Linked DNA regions of Homo sapiens: region 2 is linked to region 1. A link is a contact called in ENCODE Hi-C or POLR2A ChIA-PET data. All regions are on one chromosome and are shown on one strand. The core of a region is the stretch at or near the end of the contact, and the rest is flanking DNA. Distances in the headings are between cores, read along the strand shown.

The links. A loop is a pair of places that touch in the nucleus more often than their neighbours do. ChIA-PET counts read pairs that join two places held with the same protein, here RNA polymerase II (POLR2A). Pooled maps may share reads with other maps.
Region 2: a map of mammary epithelial cell shows a loop between it and region 1 (2.8-fold over the local background). The contact joins two enhancer-like sites. A Hi-C loop is called at or near these places in 1 of 168 maps with a recorded cell type or tissue (mammary epithelial cell) and 1 of 50 pooled maps. POLR2A ChIA-PET finds 5 or more read pairs at or near these places in 5 of 52 experiments (AG04450, PC-3, Panc1 and 2 more).

Annotation. Positions count from the first base shown.
Region 1 is chr18:22,188,874-22,192,184 of GRCh38, reverse strand. All of the region lies in intron 6 of GATA6 (GATA binding protein 6), which reads right to left. Among named protein-coding and RNA genes, the nearest start is that of GATA6, 21 kb to the right of the region's middle. Within about 2 kb of position 1,269, at least 16 of the 41 ENCODE cell types and tissues checked have a DNase peak (open chromatin) inside an H3K27ac peak, as active enhancers do.
Region 2 is chr18:22,240,777-22,243,945 of GRCh38, reverse strand. It overlaps LOC105372018 (a long non-coding RNA gene), which reads left to right. Exons shown (of 3, transcript XR_001753369.2): 3 at 914-1,014. Among named protein-coding and RNA genes, the nearest start is that of GATA6, 73 kb to the right of the region's middle. Within about 2 kb of position 1,730, at least 4 of the 41 ENCODE cell types and tissues checked have a DNase peak (open chromatin) inside an H3K27ac peak, as active enhancers do.

The DNA of each region.
Region 1 (3,311 bases), core at 20-2,519:
CTTGCTATACTCACACAGACAGAGCTGGAGCTAGCGCCTGGCTGCTGGAATCTGTTTCCTCCCAGCTGCTAATCCGTGAACCCCCAGAATAAACTTTTGACCATATTCAGGCTTCACCACGAATCAAGCAACTAAATTTAATGAGAGCTTTAAATGTAAAATACTTGTGTTTAATAAAATAAAAATATGGTTCTGCAGCATGTGGCCCAGCTCTGGTGAAACCGTGCCAGGCCAACAACCAAAACAGGCAGCACACCATCAAGTCGGATCATGATTTAAGCATCGTCAGATGTTGACTTGGAACCGTTTACTCGTAAGACCCCAACAGGACATTAGAATCAATGCCTAGTTATGTATTTGTCCAAATCATTCTTAAAATATGAGGTCAATAAAATAATGTCTTTGTGCTCAGTCTCACAAATTCTGAGTACTGGGCCTTTAAAAAAGCCTGATGTGATGGGTAGCTGAGTGGTGAATTGTCACATTGCCAACACCTGTCTATGGAGATGCTTTTTTAAATTATTAAAATTTCAGAGAAAATTAACAGGTAGGTCTAAACATGAACAGAACTAACAGATTGTACTTAATTCATATCCACTGGATCTTCATACTGCTAGTAACTCTTCTGGCAGACACCCATGAAATGCATAATAAATTACTTTTGTTCCAGTAAAGGAATTCGTTTTCTTCGAAGATTCATTTAGCAATAACCTTTCAGAGCAATCTAAGCCAGATTTCTTAAATTTGGCCATGTTTTCCCGTAACATTATTTCATGTTTTCTGACAATTTTGTATATTCTTATAGAGGCGTTGGGGGGGCGGGTGGGAGAAAACTGCAAAGAATCTGTAATTTGCAAAGAAGAGCTGTATTCTGGGATGAGGCTATAAGAAATGGTGAATAACTTCTGCCCACACTTATTCTTTATCCAGTATTCTGGCTATCAGATAGTGATAATGAGTCACTTATTAAATAAACCACAATTCTGTGATAAATTATGTGGACATATGTTACAAACTATTTAAAGCTTTACTGTTTCCTAATGTACAAAGCCATTGGATATTGATGTAGCACACAATGCATTTTTAAACTACTTCTTACCATCCTCCCTGTCACACACACACACACACACACACACACACACACACACACACGAGATTTAAAAAAAAAAAAAAAGGAAGTCTAGAAAAAGCCTTGAGATCAGAATGAAAGTATGCAAATCCGCATGCTTGAACATTCCCTGCCGGGGTGACGTGTGACTTTCACGCAAAGGCCAATGTGGTCAGACAAGAACGTGAGTTATTAGAAGGGGCTGTGAACATAGAAAGAAAGGGAGCCTGGCACATAGGGAGCATGAAGATAAAATGCCAACAAAATATTTATGTTCATGGCTTGTAGCATGTGGCAAGTGGGATATTAATAACTGTGATGATTGGTCAACTCCCTGGGAGTGGTAACAGCCCTGGACTGGGAGGCAGGAGACGTCGGTTCCAGTCCCGGCTTCAATACTGGCTTGTTTTGTGACCTTAAGGAGTCACTCCGGATCTTGGTTTATAAATGAGGCAATAATAATACCTAACCACATAACTCTCTCACAGACCCTTTGGGAGATTAATGATTTTTTAACCCCTTTGCTACTCATTTAGAAAAGAGTGTTTTGGACGATAGACTGAAAAAAAAAACAGGCACTTCACTATTAAGAAATGCTTTTTCAGTAATTTCTTCATAAACATTCATTGAAGACAATTTTAACATTCTGAAAAGTTCCAAAACAGCATTTGTTTGTGTATGGATTTAAATCGCAGCATTAGAAGGATTTCAGTATGGCAATCTTGTGTTTCTCTTAAAAGAACCTTGTTATAACCACATTAGGTATGTCAACAAAAGTAATTTTTACTACTTTTTTTTTAACTTAATGTTACCCAACTGCCATATTCTTAGTACCATTACACATTTGATTTCTAAGTATAACATTGATAAGAAAATTTGCATTAACTGTCTTAAATACATTCTTGGTCAAGAGCAAATAACTTCTCACAGTTTTCCCACCTGTTTCAGTGGGAGGATATGTGATGCTAAAATTATTAATCAAACTAGTCCAATTTCTTTAAGAAAACATTCTTTCTTCTCTCTGAAGATTTCAAAGAAATGAACTAATATCGCATATTAATCTAACACGCTGTAGTGGCAACAACACTGACCGCATCAGCCAGACCTGCGGCCAACGTGAAACCACGCGTCTCAATTTGACACGTGACCTTGGAACTGTTCTTTACCTTCTGCATCTCACTTAGAAGGAGGAGTAAAAAATAAAATGTATCTAAAACACCTGGCACATAAAAGGTACCTGATAGAAACTAATTTCCTGCCTCCCTATGTTCACTATCTTATAAGTGAGTGAGTATTAGGAAAGGGAAAAACTTCCTCAAAGCAAGATCACTATGAGAAAATCGAAGACCAATCCACCACTGTTTGGCTCTCGAGTCCTCTAGAAGCTCTGTGGCATATTCAAGTTAAAAATGAAGCACTAATTTTCTGCTCCAGCCCCAGCAGGCTCTTGCATCAGAGCTCGCCTTCATACTTTCCTCTGAGCAACTTAACAGTATAAGCACAGCATAAGTCCTTCACAAATGTTCCTTTCAGCTCTTTCACAGGAACTATAATTTTGTGACCAACCATAGTGCACAGTAAATCAAAAAAAAATTCCATTACTTGAAGAAAAAGACAGTGGAGTGTAAATCTGCTAATAAAGAACCCCCCTGCACTGGAAAATGCATAGTAAGCTACAGGACCTACTAAGGTGTTTTTCTATTTCCACCACAGGATGCAAATATTATATATGAAATAAAATCCATGAAAACAATTTAAAATATTTACCTGCCTAAGCTTTCTTCAGAGGCCTTATAGAGCACATCAAATAATCTTAACTTGAGTCAGTCTCTAGATCACTGCTGTTGGCCACAAGCACTTATGGGTGCTTAACTCCTTCAAACGACCACGCAGCTCAGGAGTGACTACAGTAGGGAAATAGGTCTAGCTAAGCACACAGTGTCCCAGAAGCACACAGGGGACGGGAACGATGACGCCTATTTACTAGCAAGAAACAGACCAAAAGAGTGGTTAAGGCCCACCCATCCAGGCCCAGATGCAGCTGGCGAGGAACCTAAGTCTCTATCTCTCAGCCTATTGTCCACCTCTCTTTGTGGAAGTTATATATCACCAGCAATGCCCCACAAAGGTGAGGAAACACATTTCCTATCCCTAATACACCATGTCTAATATGTTTCCATTAGAAGAGGTAGCCAGGCAGCCA
Region 2 (3,169 bases), core at 481-2,980, 51 kb before region 1:
ATTGAGAACTCACTACTGTTTGGGGCTTACATTGTGCATGAGTGAGTTTTTGGATACTGAAAGCTTAACTTTCACTCCTGAGTCTGTCACTTGACAGTTTGGGTTTAAAGCAATCCAAAAAAATGTTGCAGTTAGGGATCAGGATTGTTATATCCAGAGAATGGTATAAAAGGGACCTCAGATACATTTACGATTCTGACACCCAGTGAGACACCCACTGTTTAAACAAATTCGTAACTTGCTGAGTGTTATTTATTTACCCTGTGCTTGGCGGAATGTGCACAGCAAAATTACCTCCATCTACTTCTGAAAAAAAGTAGTCATCAGTCACAGCCTCTCTATTTATTACACTCTGAAATTTATTACATTTCAAATAAAATGTCTGTCTCTGACATTGGCTGGCCTTGTGGTAGGGTTTCAGTATTGACCAATATTGACCTGGTCAGTTTCCTTGATGGTGAGCCCCTCAGCTCCCATCTTTGCAACCCACAGAGATGTAGCCACTGGTGGAATCAGAATTTCCATATGGGAGAGGATAAGGTTAAAAGGGGAGAGCTGGGGAACTTGTCTTAAAGGAGCGTCTTTATAGCAAGCATACTTTTGAGTTAAGTTTAATAAAAATAATGTTCCTTTCAGACTTCACGTTGAATTGAAAAATAGCAATTGTCCAGATTAAAAGATGTTATTAAGATCATCATTTTTCCTGGGTAGCTTTGCAGGGGCCGATGGAGACTACAGAGGATGATGACTCCACCGGTGGGCTCAGCCACTGTCCTCAGCCCAGCACTGGGCATGGAGTGACTCTCATGCCAGCCCATCCCTTTCTTGTCAGCTGAAATTCAGGGACTTCTAGACTCAAATCTCAATCAATGACAAGGCAAAGTCAGACACTGTGCTTTCACTGTGCTATTAGGTGTGATTCCGTCTGTCCTGAGACTCTTAAAATTCTAAACTTCTGCCATCTACAATCAAGAGCAGGAGACAAGGCAAACACATGCGAGAAATAAAGGCAAGTAGAATCCAAATGAGCTATATAACTAATCACAGCCATGCAGTTATGGGTGGAGAGGGCACTCTGGAGTGAGGGCAGGGATGGGGGCCGCTAGGATCCATGGGGGCTCATCTGGCCAAGGGGGCGGTCAGCAGGCCAAGCTCTCACTCTGCTGCTAATTGAAAACAAAGGGAAAGGTAGATGTTATTTCAGATCCTCTTGCCAAGACAGATGATAGAAGTAGTCATGAGGAGCCATCTTAATATTTTTTTCATTGATGGCCCCACCCCAAGGAGCCTAAATGGCCGAGCCACCCCCAGATTCCCAGGTTCGGCCCTTCATTCTTTCCAGGGACTGCTCATGGCCTCTACTTGCCTATCCCTAGGAAGATCTTTCTGCCAAGCTTGGAAGCAGGAAGAGCAGGCTTTTGGAGGTTTTGGCAAATGGATTTGATAGCTACTCTGCATCCACTTTTCTAGTTTGTGGTTGCAGGACCAGGTGCCTGGTGGGAGTCACGATCCCTGGGGAGACACCTCCCAGGAGCCACCCTCAGTCCTCAGAGGGCCTTTGAGTCCAGGGACAGACTTCCTGACAGAACAAACATATCTGAAGCTCAGAATCTTCTCTCTTGTCCACAGAAGCCATCCTGTAGACCTGAAACACTTAACTAACTGATCATTAATCATGAGGAACAGGTTTTGTGGGCAGCACTCCCATGCAAACACCCAACTGCCATTAACTTGCGTGGCAGATGTCGAGAGGTGAGAACGCTGGGTTCTGAATACAAGGAATGTGTGTCTCCCAGGTTGGGGGCCGATGAGGTGAAAAGAGATTTGTGCGATGCAAGCTATCTCTCCCTTTCCTTTCTTCCTCGGATTTTTCTCTATCTTGAGTAAAGTTCAGTTTTCAGAGATCAAACCTGGTTGTAAACACAGCCTTTAAAACCTTTGCACTGCTTTACTGCAGAATTTATGGTCTGTTTACCTTTGAGGTGAGGAGCAGGCAGGAGAGGTAATCCTGAGCCTTTGGTGGACGCCTCAAAAGAAAAAAGGGATACGGGGCACATGAATAAAAATACTTCCTTGTTCCATCCGTGATTTGTGGGTGCAGAATTCTTCCCCAGAGAGGTCATGCCCTAAGGAAATTGGCCCAACCAGCCTTTTGTAACCATTAAAACAAGTAAGTCCTTGAGATCTTCCCCATTCCAGAAACTTCTGGAAACGCACAGATTTGGGGATTTGGAAAATGCACATGAGAACAACAGAGGCAGGTGCCTCAGTGGTGATGTGAGGTGTCGCTAGCACTAATGCCCTCTGGGAATTAAAGGCCAGGCCCCAGCACGGCATAGGAGCTTCCTTAAGGGGAACCAAGCGCAGCCACCAAGGGCCGGGGTGCTGTTTCCAGCCACACTGCATACACCTTCAGCGACAACCTTCCAAACAGGAACCCAGTCACAAACTGTCCTTTGGGTGAGGACTTTTGAAGGTCAGAGGCCAAAGAGAGTGCCTGGCAGGAATAAATCATCCAAGATTTTTTTCAACATAAATTACAGGAGATTTCAATTCCCCACTCACAGTTGCAGAACTAGCTGTCATCTCAGTCACAGAAGCTGTCACATAAATGAATGGGTCAAGGAGAGGAATTAAAAGACCTGTGTTCCTGAGAGCTCATCCCTCCTGCTTATTCGTACCTGCTGGTTATGTTACCATTAGCAAACACCACACTGGGCTTCAAATTTCTTCCCAGTAGTATGGGAACACCAATACTTGTCACTCAAAGGCACAGCTAGGACACAATAGTGCACTTGAAAGGGCCATGACAAGTTAATCCTATAAAATGTAAAATATATGTACTACTAATAATGATTTTGATGACTGCAATAGATATTTTAGAAATAAACTATCAGTCCCTACTCCGATAATGAATGACTCTTACATTATGGGGAGGAAAGGGAAATGCTCTCCTTTTCTTAACTAAGTTAAGGAAACCACCTCAGACAAGCACCCAGGAGGAGCGCTGTGGCTTCTTTCTGGCCTGGTCCTCACAAACGGTGTGGCCTGAGGCTTCTCTCTTCAGGGGAAGTGTCACAGTCATGACTGGGAGCGGATGTTGCCATGTTAGTGAAGGAGAATCCTCAGGTTGGGGTCAGGAAAGTCGGGGTCCATTCCAGGCTCTGTC